Regions from separate parts of the Homo sapiens genome. Here region 2 is linked to region 1. Evidence: read pairs that join two places in POLR2A ChIA-PET (ENCODE). Cell type or tissue: GM12878. All regions are shown on one strand.

Region 1 (8,000 bases):
CCACTCTGGAAGGTTTATGCTCTGAGCTCAGGATAGTTGGGGAACACATTTTTAAATCTTGGTTTTAAACAAAAAGAGAAATTTATTAAAATGGAGATATAATTGTGCATGGTACATATATTTCTGAAAAGTTATGTATAAATCAATTATGTTAAAAGCGCCAGAAGTTACTTTTTATAAGTGAACTATTACGAATAATTTCATAAAGCAAATAACCACCTCTAGCTTATCTGTCAGGTATATCAGAATTCTCATATATCATAGTCTCATAAGACTTGGTTAAAGCAGATCTATCTTAGGTAGGAAAAAATAGTAATCGATTATACTTAGCTGCTTTTATCTGTAGTGTGGGTGACTTTTTATAACTATTATGTTTTATAATGTCTTCCTGAGAGAATTTCCTAATTTTGTAGTTCATATAAGAGAAATACAATTTTCTAGCATTTTCTGACCTTACAATAAATCAATTATGAATGCATTTTAACAAATATTAAGGTAGGATAAACCAACAGAATAAAAAGTTGGTATTTACTTACATTGAATATCATGCAAATAAACTCAGAAAATGTCACCAAATACTGTGGGCTATATTTCTCAATGATAGGGGGAAGAATTCAACCTTGGAGAAAATGACCAGATCACTTTACTGCTTATATCTTCAGTATTAGAAAAACTGCATGTATGATTTTAATAGAAATGCTTTTTATAAAGCTAACATTCAGAAATGGGATAAAATGCAATAACATCTTTCCTTTGTGCATTAAATTCCCTTCTAATTCTAAAATTGACATTTGTATCTTGCTTAGGATTTAACATTGTTAATTATAATACTTTTAATGACTAGTTTTAATCTCATTATTAAGAAGTAGAAAACTTACTAAAAAGGAAACTAAAAATAAATGTTGTTTTGCAGATTATTGTTTGTCTTTTGAGGATTATTGTTTTTTAAGTAGTGTGCATCAATTCCCATCTTTTGGGCACTCAGCATGTATATTGAAATATATATACATGTAAAATATATAATAACAACCTCAGTCTGAAAAATAATCTCTTAAACTGATATGCTATTTTCTGGTGAGTTTCCAAACAATTGCTATTTTCTGAATCTGTTTGAACAGGTAGGAAAAGGAGAGCCAGCCTTTCCTCAGGTGAAGTTACTTTTGATATTCCCCACAGTTTAGTGACTAATCCTGGGGTGGAAGCAGGTGGCTGCTTCAAGTGACTGACCAGGGAAGAGAGGTCCTGCAGTAGCTAACTTGGTGATCTCCCAGATAAGCCTTCAAGATGGGTCAATTTGTTGGAGACTCTAAGGTTGAAGCTCTTCCTATTTCTATAGTGCCTTACTTATCCTGAGTATTTTATAAATATTCTTTGAATGAATAAGTGAATGAATAAACTAATTTCAAAGTAGAATGTTTCATTCAGAGCTTCTGACATCTGTTTTAAGATGTACTGGATAAAACATAAGATCCATCTCTGCCATGAAGTTACCATACAACCTATCCTTCAGATTTTGAATTGCACGTATGCTAGGTAGAATCATACTCTATGCAACCTAACACAAGGAGATACTCTTCAGGTGTATTTTCTTTCTAGATGTATCTTCTTCCTACTATTGGTAGGCCTTAATTCTACCATTTTTAGGGACTAGGATAGGAAGTTAAGATTTCTACCCATCTCTCCTCTAAGTCCTCACACATGCCATTTTAGGATCCTCCACTGTCTGATATCCTAAAAGCTTTGTTTCAGTGGAAGGAGTTAGTGGGCAAATTATTTAGTCAGGCAAACCAATGCCTCTCTCACACTGATGGACTCAAGCAGCAATTGCTTTAGAAACTCTCCAAAGATGACAATACTTTGACTTTAGCCGTAACAGCAGTTCAAGCTGAAAAAAACCCTTATGAACTTAATTCTGCTTTGGCAGGTCATTAAATGAAATATTGAAAACCATACACAAGAGTATTGTGAACTAGAAGTTAAAGTTTTCTAAAACAAAACAAAGTTAAAAGGTTCCTATTCAATACTTGCATGCTCTGTATAATTTTCTCCACAGCTGCATGTTTGATGGAAACCATTGGCCCACTTTTGTTATTTGCCCCATCAACTTTAGTCAGACTTCTTAAATCTAATATGACTGGATTTGGTCATTCTGTTAGCCATTTTCTGCTCTTTTGGCATTTTATGAACAAACTAAAACTATCACAGCGCCTCCCAAGTATAATTGTACTGGTTGTAAATAATGCTAAGTAGAGATGCTTGAGCTTGGCCTTCTTTATTAAAACAACAGATTTCACTGCCAGAGTTATGCACCCTGATTACTCCTTCACTTTGTATGTTATTGAGGGTTTCTGAATTTGCAATTAGCCCAGTGACTGATCTTGATTACCAGGGGAGTGGAATTAGGCTTACAATAAAGCAAAACCTGCCCTCTTGTGTTTTATTAGAAAATTGCACAATGTAGTAAAGTTCTTAAAGCTATTTTCCTCTACCATGGTTGATGGTCTACCCCGAGTGGAAAAAAAGGCTGGAAGATTTGCCATGAATTCAGAAATCAGAACAGACAAAGCACAATATTTAGAAAGAAACAGTTTCCTACATAGGCTCTCACGATTCCCCGTTTAATCTATTTTGAAATGTTAAATGTTTACCAGTAAGCCAGAAAAGTTTAGAGGAACATTTCAGGCCACTGGGCAAAAATGCTTTTAGGCTTGGCAAACACACACAGAATATAATTTAGTTAAATATTATTTATATGATCACATTGCAGCTGGAAACTGGGGAAACTTATTTTTTCTATTAAAAACCGTCATCAACAAGAAAAATTTGGGGAACGTTTTTTAAAACAAATGTTGGATCAATGTATTAAAACTATATATAAATATTTGAACTCAGGTGTGGGTTGAGCAGTGTCTGAAGATGTCCTTTAGTGTGGAAAATTCGCTTTTCAAAACTGGGAGCCCATGGTGGCTTTATGTTAGGTGATTGATAAACTCAAGTGATAAAGAAAACATGGCCTCTTTCTAGTTTTTATAAACCTTTCCCCTCTAGGGAAATACACAGGTAAAGACTAAAGAGAAACACGTGCACATGTAATTTATTTGCTTATTCTGGCTAGTTTTGTTTGTCAGAAAATTGGGGCTTCGATTTTCCAGCTATGTCTACCTGCTCTTCTTTTCTGGTGGTTCTCTCTGGAAGAAGATTACAGACCTGGTGATAGTCATTGTTTTTATGGAGAGAAAGGAAAGGGAAAAACATAAGTGAAGAAACTGAAGAGTCTGATTTGAATCACATCAAATGCTGACAGAAGATGCAGTCTTTCCTGGAGAAGAACCATTAGCTTACTCCCTACTGATACACTATATAGCATACTTTGCTGAAGACCTATTTTCCAATGCGGCAAATGTATTATTATTTTAAATTATTATTATTATTTTTTGAGATGGAGTCTCACTCTGTTGCCCAGGCTGGAGTGCAGCGGCGAGATCTTGACTCACTGCAGGCTCCACCTCCTGAGTTCGAGCGATTCTCCAGCCTCAGCCTCCTGAGTAGCTGGGACTACAGGTGCACACCACCATGCCATGCTAATTTTTGTACTTTAAGTAGAGATGGGGTTTTGCCATGTTGGCCAGGCTGGTCTCCAGCTCTCGACCTCAGGTGATCCACTTGCCTGGACCTCCCGAAGTGCTGGAAATATAGGCGTGAGCCACCGTGCCCCACCCTGATATTATTATTTAATAATACTACTTAAGGTTTCATTTCCAGTATTTTTATTTGTTTTTTCAAATAGCAAGATTTGTCTTGATCATTGCCACTAATCAGTTTTTCCTTCCTAAAATTATTTTTGTATTTTGAGTCTTGCATTTCATGTCAAGGAGGTGTGCACAGCAGAGACATGTATGTCTTGGTGCTTTAAGTCATTAGGCTCATTTGTACGAGCAAATGACTGGTCTCGAAAACAGAAGCGTAATCTCTATAATAATCCGTGCAGTTAGCTATTGCTTCTTTTTCTCTTCTTCAACTGTGGCAAGCACACAACTTTCAGGCTTTCCTAGCTTGAAGTCTGATTTGAGCTGCCCATTTTCTTTTCATTTTAGGCATTTTACAATTCCGAGACGTGTAGCATTTTTATAAACTCAAGGTCATTTTCTTTCTTTCTGTGCATATCTCTCCTCACTGATGTCCTCTTATCAAGATGCAGGCTTCTTTGTGTTTTTAACATTTTTACTTGAGATATTTCCAACGCTTTGATTCCGTGCTGACTCTAAATCGTTTGCTGTCAGCTACACTTAGTGCAGATCTGGTGCGTCTCGGCCGCCGCTCAGTCCACCGAGCTCTTGACAGCATTATCGGGCCTCTCCAACAATCAAAGGGCTCTTGCAACCCAGTAACATGCAAATTTGTTCTTTATCTGCTTCAGTCTGTCGCAGCGCACATTTTGCAGCTTAGCTGCACAAAAGCAGGCGTGATGAAAATCATTCTGAAGTTGACGCTGGGAGTAATGGGTATAAATTCATTGTTTTTAAGCAACCGCTACTCACAACATGCAATTACAGTGAACTCACCTTGCAACTAGATGGCTGCCTTAGAGCTGGTTTCCCCTTGCTGGAGAGATGATGCAATTGAGCGGCTTTTATCACAGGGCAATCTGCTCACCCTTGCTGTACTTGTCAGCAGGTAATCCCCCTGCTGCTCTCTGGGTTTGCCCAGGCTTCTGGGTGTGTGCTTATCTATACACAGTCCCAGGAGAAAACAAATCCTCCTCTAGGTGCGGCAGCTCCTTCCCTTTTTATGTCTGTCAGCTTACCCGACTAGAACTTGTTCCTTTCCAATGAACACTAAAAATGCCACCAGGAAATATTAATCTCAAAAAGCCCACTATATTTTTTTCTACTTGAACCACCAATAAGTGACTTGACCTCCCTGTAAGAAATCTCTGGAAGTCTAAGATAAGGGTTCTTGGCTCCCATGAATAACATGGTCTTTCCTGAGCCCAGTGACAAGTTAGTTTCAACACACTCTGGCGTAATTGTAATTTTCTCTGTAGAAGCGAGCACTGAGTCTGTGGTCAGGGAGGGCTCTCAAGGGATATTTTCAATGATAAAGGGGCACTTTGGGAATAAAATATGAACAGGCCTCAGCCGACGTGGAAGTGAAACATGTTAGGAGAGAGTTTTTTCTTTTTCCTTTTCCTTTTCATTTCTTTTTTTCTTTTTTTCGTGTAAGAGAAACATAACATAAAATTTGCCATCTGAACCTTTTTAAAGTGTACAATTGAGTGGCATTCAGCACGTTTACAATATTCTACAACCGTTACCACCATGTTTCCAGAGCTTTTTCATCATCCCAAATAGAACTCTGTACTGTTAAAAGAAAACTTCAGACAAATTAAATTTGATGGAATTTAATTGAGCGAAAAGAAGAATTAACCGTTCGTGAATCGGGCAGCCCCCAGAATCACAGCAGATTCAGAAAGACTCCAGGGGTGCCTCGTGGTCAGAAAAAAATATAGACAAAAAAAGGAAAGCGATGTACAAGGATTGGAAGTGAGGTACAGAGATAGCTGGATTGGTTACAGGTTGGCATTTGCCTTATTTGAACACAGTTTGAACACTCAGCAGTCTATGAGTGGCTGAAGCATGGCTGCTGGAATTGGCCAACACTCAGCTATTGTTACAGGCTGCATACTCCTAAGTTAGGTTTTCAATCTTGTCTTCCTATTAAGCTAGGTTAGGTTTGTCCACAAGGACTCAAATATAGAAGTACACAGTCCTTCTCAGGCCATATTTAGTTCACTTTAACAGTACCCATTAAATGGTAACTCCCTCCCTATGCCTCCTCCCACCAGCCTCTGGCAACCTCCAACAAGGCTTTGGGAAGTTCCTTCCATCTCCATCCTGAGACCCTCAGCTCTGTGATTTGGATGGGAATCTAACTGTCTTAAACAAATTACTCTATTCCAGACCCTTGGCCATGGTGTCTCAGCCATGAATGTGAAACTGAAAGCCAAATAATGGAAAGGCACTTTTGCTGAGGGTTCTGAGAAATGAGGCCCAAAGACCAGGTCTCACCCCTGAGTCACATGATGTGAAGATGTGAAGGCTGGAAATGTAGCAGCCATCTTACCTGCTAGAGGATTTATAGTGGCCACTTATTAAAAAATTTAATTTAATTTAGAAGTAGCCACTTAAAAAAATTAATTTAGACCAGTTTGAGTTGGGGGTTTCTCTTACAAGATAAATAATCTTAACTAATGAACTCATCTTCAGAGAATTTAAAAAGAAAATGAGGAAACAGAAGCATTGGCTTTCTTGCTTATTTATTTGTAGATACCATATTCCATGTTTTTAAGTGAGTAAAAAAATTTTTTTTTCTTTGTTCTTTAAAGATTGCAAGAAACGGAGTGATGTAGCAATTCATAGTGAAGGATGCCAGCAATATACAGAAACAGGAGCATGTAGTGGTTCAGCATGGCCTCTGGAGGCAGACAGAGAACGGGCATTTAAATTCTAGCTCAATCATTTATTTAGCATGTAATTTTTCTTTAACTTGTATTTTCTAACTGCTCTGGACTTTAGTTTCCCTGTCTGCAGAAGGATGTTGATGCCCCTCTTGTTCCATTTACACACACACAGAGGCTGTTGTTAGAATGAATTGAGTTAATCTATGTAACTTCTTCAGAACAGTGCCTGTCATTAGACGGGGTGGTTTAAACAATGGAAATGTATTTCTCACAGTTTGGAGGCTGGAAATCCAAGATCAAGGTGTCGGTAGGGTTGGTTTCTCCTGAGGCCTTTCTTCTTAGCTTGCAGGTAGTCATGCTTTTGCTGCCTCTTCAGTCTTTCCTCTGCGCATCTGCACATGCCTGGGGTCTTTTTGTGTGTCCAACTTTCCTCTTCTCACAAGGGCACTGGCCAGGTTGGATTAGGACCCATCCTAACAGCCTCATTTTAACTTACTCACCTCTTTAAAGGTCCTGGCTCCAAATATGGTTCCTTTCTGAGGTACTGGGAGTTGGGACTTGAACATATGAATTTTGGGATTCAACTTGAAACAGAGAAGTTGCTCAATAATATTTAGGTTTTTTTTGAAGTTTTAGATCTGGGGTTACACATGCTTGTTTGTTACATGAATATTACATGTGTAATGGTGAGGACTGGGCTTCTGGTGTACCCATCACCCAAATATTGAACATTGTACCCAATGGGTAACTTTTCAACTCTCCCTCCCCTTCCACTCTCCTGCTTTTGGATTCCCAGTATCTGTTATCTCCTTCTTCATGTCCATGTCTGCCCATTGTTTAGCTCCCACTTATAAGTGAGAATATATGATATTTGATCTTCTGCTTCTGAGCTCACTTAGGATAATAGTCTCCAGTTCCACCCATGTTGCTGCAAAGGACATGCTTCATTGTTTTTTTATGGCTGCATGGTATTCCATGGTGTGTAAGTACCACCTTTTCTTTTTTTTTTTTTTCGAGATAGAGTCTCGCTCTGTCACCCAGGCTGGAGTGCAGTGGCACGATCTCGGCTCACTGCAAGCTCCACCTCCTGGGTTCACGCCATTCTCCTGCCTCAGCCTCCCGAGTAGCTGGGACTACAGGAGCCTGCCACCATGCCTGGCTAGTTTTTTGTTGTTGTTGTTTTCGTATTTTTAGTAGAGACGGGGTTTCACCGTGTTAGCCAGGATGGTCTCAATCTCCTGACCTTGTGATCTGCCTGCCTCGGCCTCCCAAAATGCTGGGATTACAGGTGTGAGCCACTGCGCCTGGCCATGTACCACCTTTTCTTTATCTGACCCACCACTGGTGGACACTTAATTAGTTCCATGACTTTGCTATTGTGAATAGTGCTGTGATAAACATCTGAGTGCAGGTGTCTTTTTTATAGGCTTTCTTTTCCTTTGGGTAGATGCCGAGTAGGGAGATTGCTGGGTTGAATAGTAGTTCTATTTTTAATTCTTTGAGATATTCTCATACTGTATGTTTTCCATAGAGGTTGAAC
Region 2 (8,000 bases), 180 kb before region 1:
TCTATTGAATCAGAAACTCTGAGTAGAGCCCAGTAATCTGTGCTTTAGTAAGCCCTAAGCATGATTCTGATATAGCTAACACATGAGGACCACAGCTCTGGAATGTCCCAATACCTTGAATTTCCATTTGGACAAACCTTCAAAATATCTGTCATGTCCAGAGATATCTTCTGAGATAAACTGTCTGCAGCTCTTGCCAAAAAAAAAAAAAAAAAAAAAAATCCTGTGCTGATCATGCGACTCCATGCCAGGATTGGCTGAAAATTGTCTAACACCTAACCAAATGGCTACCAATGCAAGGGGCCAACAACGTAACAATTCTGAAAGCTAAGTTAGGCTAATCATCTTCTCTTAGTAGATCAAACTATAAAGCAGAAAGGAAAGAGGCCATAGAAATTGAAGTTGAAAGGAGCTGATGTTGGGACAGGCCAGACGAATCAAACTGAGCCATGATAAAAACCAAAGTTTTGAGGGAGTAGAAATTACAAGTGAGGAAAGACAGATGGCTGGCAAAGAACAAAGAATGTGCAGACTTTGTATTAAAAATGGAACCAGTCATTAGAGCAGCCTCTAGTGCCTACTAGCAGCTTTTTAGTACAGTCTTCATGTAACCTTATTATGTCACTTTTTCTGTGTTCACGTGCAATCTTTTGACTGAGTCTCCATTTTTCAGAAATTTCAGAAAATTTTTATAATAAAGCAGCAGGCTAGCTTTCAGTTTAACAGCTAACATTTACTTGCTTACATGTCAAGACAGTCCCTAATATTAAGGCTTTTACATTCTATCTAACACCAGACTGCTCTAACAGTGGTGTGAATAGAGCTGTCTTAATTGAGTCTATGGATGAACTTTCATTCCAATAGCGAACACCAAGCCTGCTCTAGTTTCCCATTCGGGTAAACTCCAATTAACAGTCAGAGAAGAAAATATTTCTATTATGTGGAAAATAATTTTGTAAAAGCAATCAGAAGACACAAATTATAAGAATCAATAAATAGCTCAATCAGGCTTTTGGCCTCGTTAGGGGGAAAAAAGCAGCAAAAAGTATTTCTGCCACTGGGTGTCTCTCCTGCTCTATGAATATAAATGTGGACAGTTAACTTTTCTAGTGCAGGTGAAAAAGCATGTTTAGACTTCAGGAAGGGAAAAGAAAGAACATATTTTCTTTTTAAACACCTTACATAGAAAAGCATTCCAGCCTTAGAAATAATGGCAACATAATCCTGGGATTATTATAGTACCGGAACAAGACAGAAAATAAAAATGCTAAATATATTATAACAACTGTGGGTCAGTAAAGTTCCTTATGCTATCCTGTGTTTTGAATCTTAGTTTTTATCTTTCCTTCTTAGTATTAAAAAATTAAACATGGCATTCAATTTAAAGTTTTATTTATTTATAATATTTTACAGAATATCTTTAAAGTTTCTGACTTACAGGATAAAGTTTCTGACTCCATGAAGTTACAACTCTACCATGAAAAGAAAATCCTCAGGTTATTTACTGAGGAATGAGAATAATATAGAAGGAAGGGACTCTGGAAAATAAGATATATGTCACCAGCAAAAAATGTCTTAGGATTATTCAAAGTTAATAATCTTCCAGAAAAAGCTAACATTATAACGAACACAAAAATTATTTCATTGACATAACATATTAAACAAATTGAACTGGGTCTGTCCCACACTTTATTCACTGAATTTTAGATGATTCTTCCCTTAAAACTGTACATAAAATGCTTAAAAGATAAAATGCTAGCTCTGCACTCAGTGTTCTTTTAAACAAATCATCTCTTTAAAAAAGTCTGTTTTCTTCCTCTCTTCAGCTACCAATTTTTTGTTTTGCCACAAGCAAAAATTGTTTGTTCACTTTGAAATTAAACTCAATTTGTGTTCACTTTGTTCACTTTGAAATTAAAATCTAATTTTAAAACAGGTGGATACTAATTGTTAAATCTTATTATACTTAAGACTTAATAATACACATGAAAAAAGTATACACTGAAGAAGAAAAATACTCTTAATGAGCATACAACAGGTGGTGAACACTTGTAAGGAAATGTGTAAGGTTTAAGGCAAGCTTAAAGGAAGCAGCATTGGCAAAATAAAGTAGCAAGAAAACTTAGAGGCCAGCTTCAATAAATTTAGCCCCAGCTAAATGATGGTAAATGAGAAAGGAGGAGAGCCTAAGGGGAAAGGGTCCTTGGGTTCTGGGGCAGCACCTGGAACAGACATTCCCGCCTCCCCATGATCCTTGTCTCAGAGCCCCAGTGGTCTCCCACACTCACGTGTCTCAAGATATATCCTGATTAGTCTAAATCAATCAGAAATTCCCATACTCTTACCAGTAGGAGGTAAACCTAACCCTTTTGACATATTTGTCTACTTTTATCTTCTTTCTTTCATGTCAACTTACATTTCTCTTATGATGCTATGACCCAGTTCTGAAAAAGGAAATGTGATAGGAAGCTTCTGGGAAAGACTTCCTTCCTCCTAAAAAGTGATACTGAATATTGCAATCATCTAGACATGATGCTCAGAACTGCCACAGCTAACTTTGAACTTGAGGCAGCTAGCTTAAGAACAACACTGATAGTCTGAGGATAGCAGGGTAGAGAGATGCTAAATAAACCACCCTGGAGAAGCCGCAAAACTTCTTGTTATGTAAGATAATTCATTTCATTACAGTCTACACCACTTGCATTAGGGTTTTCTGTTACTTTAAGCCAAAAACATTCCAACATGTTACCAGCAACACATTACTGAAGCTAAATGGAAGATCCAACCCATTGTCTTTTGGGACATGGAGGAAAAAAGGGATAACACTAAAGAATGAACATAGCTGCTAGAATTTTAAAAACAGTGAGATGGCAGATGTGGCAGAGCCTGTAGTATTATTCCAGTGAAAACCAGTCTATATGCGCCTTTAGGTAATAACACTCTCAGGATTCTGGGTACTTCTTGGTCTCTAATTAGAGTACAAATACAGTTAACAAGGATTCTAATCTTTTAAAGAAGCAGTTTTATTTCATTGTACCTTAAAATATTATAATCCTATTTAGTACTTTGTCAATCGGCATCACACTTGCCTGACTTTGTTTAATCTAGACCAACTCTGTAAAATAGAGGATTAACCAAAGTCTGGTAGATATAAAATACATAATTGGTTTGAAAGAAAACAAATTATGAAATTTAACCAGAATAACCTGTAACATTAATTGCAACTATCTGCACCAGGTTACTCTAATTCAAACCTCTGAGACATGTGGTAATAGTCAATTTTCTGTAAAAAGCATAGCAAATCAATTTTTCCTACTTGTAGCAGATAATTAGGCAAACTAGCAGAAGTTTCTAAAATGAATTGAACATTTTCCCTGTAAACAAATTCCATACCTGAGGCTACAAAGTAGGAAGAATCCCTCTTAAGGCTGTATTTTAAAACACATTACTAAAACAATGTGAAATATGGACTTTTAGATCAGCGGTTCTGTACATAAGAATCAACTTTAGAGCTTTAACTGGCTTCCACTCCAAACCAAATCTATCTGAGTCTCTGGGTGTGAATATCTGAATTTTTGTTTTAACCCTCATAACCTTAAACCAGATGCATACAGTGATGGGTTAAGAACCACTCATTGATACTTCAATGTAGAGTTATTCACAAAAGCTTTTAAGCATTTTAATCAATAAAATGATGTGATGTTTAGAGGAAGCCACATAACAAGGCTGGACGCTTTTGGATACTTCTGGCACTTTCTAATGATTAATCCCCGAAGGTAAGCCTTGCATAGAATGTCATGCTTAATGAAAATACATACGATTATAGTGAGGTTTTGCCCCTTGTTTAAACATTGTTGCTGACATACTCAATGTAACTTCCCCATTGTAGTATAAGAAAGACAGCTTTTAGACACAAGAGTAAGCATAAAATCAAAATCAGTCACAAAAATCAGGAAAAGGTAGGTCAGAAGGAGACAAAACTAAGAACTGAATCATAACGGTTAGTATGCATCATAAAGAAAAGCTAGCCACAACTCAAGATGTTGAGGAAAACACTGGAAGACATAGGCAAGGTTCAGGACAAGGCAAGGTATGACTGGGATTCAGAGGTCCAAGCATGGCACAGGGCACAAATGTGATCACTTTATAGCCTGGGATAAAAGTTTACATGCCAAATTGGTGATGAAGAAAAAGACCAAAAATGGAAGCCTGGATAAGGAGGCAAGTAAAAGCATATCAGGATCCAGAAAAGTCTCATGGATCTACTCAATACATAAAACCACCTTTTGAGCCAAAGGACTACAGCCTGGAAGGCAGGAGAGGAAGTGCTAATTGATCTGTACTCCACTAGAGGCAGCAGGGTTTGCACATGCAACAACTGCAGCAGAACATTACTTCCTAGTGAGCCTTGACCAGTCCTAAAAATAAGGGTCATATGAAATAATGAAGTCTTACAGTTAAAAAGGACCTGAAGGCTGTGTGCGGTGGCTCACGCCTGTAATCCCAGCACTTTGGGAGACCAAGGCAGGCAGATCACCTGAGGTCAGGAGTTCTGGCCAACATGGTGGAACCTCGTCTCTACTAAAAATACAAAAATTAGCCAGGTGTAGTGGTGGGTGCCTGTAGTCCCAGCTACTCAGGAGGCTGAGGCGGGAGAATTGCTTGAACCCGGGAGGCAGAGGTTGCGGTGGGCCGAGACTGCACCATTGCACTCCAGGCTGGGCGACAGGGCAAGCCTCTGTCTCAAAAAATAAAATTAAAAAAAAAAAAAAAAGGACCTGAGGAGCAATTTAGTCCAACCATCCATTCAATGCTCTTAGTAGACCTGGGTTCCATCAATGCCTTTCCAAAATACAGAAAAAAGTTGGCATCTTTAAAAAGATTAAGGAAATGAAAGGACTAAATTAACTTCCAATAATGATCTATACTAGTCGAAAGTATCATTAATGAAATTTAACCTTTACATTCATCTGCATTCAGAAACAATTTGAGTAGCTTACACTATTTCATTTCTTTCACAGAAAGAACTTCAAATTAACCACTTTAAAACATTTAGGGCCAAGTGCAGCGGCTCACGCCTGTAATCCCAACACCTTGGGAGGCCAAGGTGGGAGGATTGCTTGAACCCAGTAGTTTGAGACAACCTGGGCAACATAGCGAGACCCCGTCTCTAAAAAATAAAAATAAAAAAAATTAGCACACCATTCTATCACTAGATATATGTTTTTTCCAAACAAAGGATATTTTTAAAAAGTTTATCCCTTAAAACATTATTTGTGACCTACTGTCACAATTCTCAAGTTGCTTTTTTAGCTGTGACAAATTTACACTTTGAACTAAACAATCAGTTTAAGCTAATGTGGCCTCACTCCTGCCTCACCTCCACCCACCCCACTCTATGGCCAATGGGATACAATGGAATTAAATTTTTCTCTTAAGCAGATTGACTCTTTCAAACAGCCAATGAACTCATGAAGAGGTAAACCCTTAATGCTTTTCTTTGACAGATGGCCTACAAATCCTTACTCCAATATGTTAATTTACAAATCAGTTATACTTCATAGCATGTTCATCATGATCATAAGAAGTCATTCATTTCTGCTGGGGGTGGAATCTTACCTCAGTAGGACAGAACATAGTTACCTAACATTTTGATGAAATATTTCATATGAGTACATCTGATTCTGAGAAGTATTATGGACTCTGATCATCCCTAAATTGTTGTAAGCTTCAATGAAGGCAATCCCTAAATCTGTTCAAACAAGCTAGTACAGAGTTACCCATACAAAGTAGCTGAGTTTCTAATCTCATTTAATCATTAACAATTTAAATTGTTTAATTTGTTACCATTTTTCTGTTTATAAAAATAATGCAAGGTTATCATAAAAACAAAAATGTTTAGAATGTATAAACTATAAACTACACAAGTTGTTTCCTGTCTGGAGCCAAAACAAACAAGCAAACAAACAAAACTATACAATTCTACCAACCCAGAGTATCAAAATAATCTATTAATATTTTTGTGCTTCTTTCTGTTTTATTCTTTGCAGGTTTTAATACACTCAAGTAATACTCTGCTTTTAAAAATTAATATGATGGCTATCAAAATGCTATAAGAAGATTAATTTAACCATTTCTCTAGTTTTGGAAACACAGGTTGCTTTCATTTTTGATTTTAAAAATACAACATGAATATATTTGTACATAAATCTTTTCCTGAATTTAGGATATATTCAAATACATATTCTTACCAGATTCTCCAGCACTAAAATGATCAAATGGATTCCCTTCGGCATCTGGGTTTAGTAACACCATTTCAAATGGGATATCTTCCACCTGAGAATTCTCCTTGTCATCTTGGCATGTATACTTGTCTGCATAAAACACATGCCACGTTTGTGGAGACGGAATCTGGGACACTGTCAGATTATGTTCGGTCTGGTTCATGGTCACTTTAAAGAGAAAGAAAACACCTTTTGTAACAAAATTCTCAAATGTGTTTCACTGTTTTAGTCATATAATCAATTTGAGGTTAGGACAATCTTTTAATTTTTATTGTCTCAGAAATCCAAGACCTTGTGTAGTATTTGGAATAAGTCTTGTAAACCAGATATTTATAGAATAAATCAGAATTTATCTGCAAAGGAGATAAAAATGATGTTTTTAACCAAGGAATCACTATAAAAGTATGACTATAAAACACCACAAGTAGAATGGCTTCACTGAAACTCTGAATTCTTTTTTTTTTTTTTCTTTTTGGTTTTCACATTCGTATTGGGAGCGATGGGAGGGGCCTCCTCTGTCAGTGGAGGTGCTCAGTTTCTTCAGCCACTCCAAGCTGGAGCTCTGGGGATCCTGGGGGTGGCCGGGCACATTGGTCATGTTCCCATCATTGCGGACGGGCAATGGGTAGTTGTAGGGCATGGTCTCGTAGATCATGATGAAGTACTTGGTGTAGGGGCTGAGTGGGGGCAGAATTACAGCTAGGCTACCAATGATGAAGGACACAACCAGCACTGGCTCCCTGGCCCAGGCATTCTTGAGGAAAGTGCCAAGTCTCGCCACCATCTTGGTCTCGGCGGCTGAAACTTTGAATTTTGATTTTCGATATTTTCACAGTTTCCGGGTTGGTTAATGACATTCAAAAAAATTATTGTGGTAAAATATACACAATGCTAAATGTATCATTTTAACCATTTTTAAGTGTACAGTCTATGGCATTAAGCACATCTACAATGCTGTGCAACAATCACAGTGACATTTTTGAAGATTACTCGAGTTAAATTTAAAATGGAGCATTCAACTTACAAAATCATTATATCTAAAAACTATGTATTTTCAAAAGATTTTCCAAAATCTTTTTCTGATTGGTTGTTCTTTAAAGGTGTACAAAAAGCAGAAAAAATAGAAATTACAGGAATGCAGAAGTTATTATACTGGATCAGGTCCACATGAAGTAGTATGATACAGTCAGGGGTGGGGGGTGTGTGGCATCATTCAGATGTATGTTTGAATCCTGGCTTCAATACTTACCTGTTGTGTGACCTTGGGTAAGTTACATAAGCAATGACACTCACTTTCTTCATCTGTAAAATGAAGATACTACCTACAGCAAAGGGCTGATATAAGCACTAAGTTATTTGAGTCACCTAGCATGGTAACTGTCACAGAGTAGTTGCTAAATGTCAATTCTGCTTTTCCTTTCTTTAAAACAAGGTAGTTATATTAGTAAGTGGTTCTCAATCCAGGGTAATCTCCTTTCCTCCAGGGCATCTGAAAATGTGAGGGGATAGTTTTTTGTCACAATAGCTGGTTAGATACTTGGAGGGGGGCTGTGTTGAACCTCATGCAAAGAATTATTCCCCCTAAAATGCCAACGGCACTCCCTTCTGAGAAACACAAAATGATGTCTAAGATTCCTTCTGGACCTAAAACTATTAGGTTGGTGCAAAAGTAATTGCGGTTTCTGAATCTGACCTGACCTAAGAGGCACTGACTAA

Evidence for each region. Peaks named below come from ENCODE experiments on the same cell type or tissue, not always from the same donor. Only the 100,000 strongest peaks of a DNase experiment are listed, where the experiment ranks them.
Region 2: POLR2A ChIA-PET joins it to region 1 with 5 read pairs; 9 of 35 experiments call an interaction of 5 or more read pairs at or near these places.

The regions. Positions count from the first base shown.
Region 1 is chr13:94,430,221-94,438,220 of GRCh38, reverse strand. DCT (dopachrome tautomerase) reads left to right here. Exons shown (of 8, transcript NM_001922.5): 8 at 1-1,410. Among named protein-coding and RNA genes, the nearest start is that of DCT, 45 kb to the left of the region's middle. In GM12878, a CTCF peak has its summit at 2,426; a DNase peak (open chromatin) is centred at 4,638; H3K27me3 peaks cover 120 bases.
Region 2 is chr13:94,610,642-94,618,641 of GRCh38, reverse strand. It overlaps GPR180 (G protein-coupled receptor 180), which reads right to left. Exons shown (of 9, transcript NM_180989.6): 3 at 6,252-6,452. It also overlaps the pseudogene NDUFA3P5. Among named protein-coding and RNA genes, the nearest start is that of GPR180, 13 kb to the right of the region's middle. In GM12878, CTCF peaks have their summits at 1,055 and 4,350; no DNase peak of the experiment used is centred here.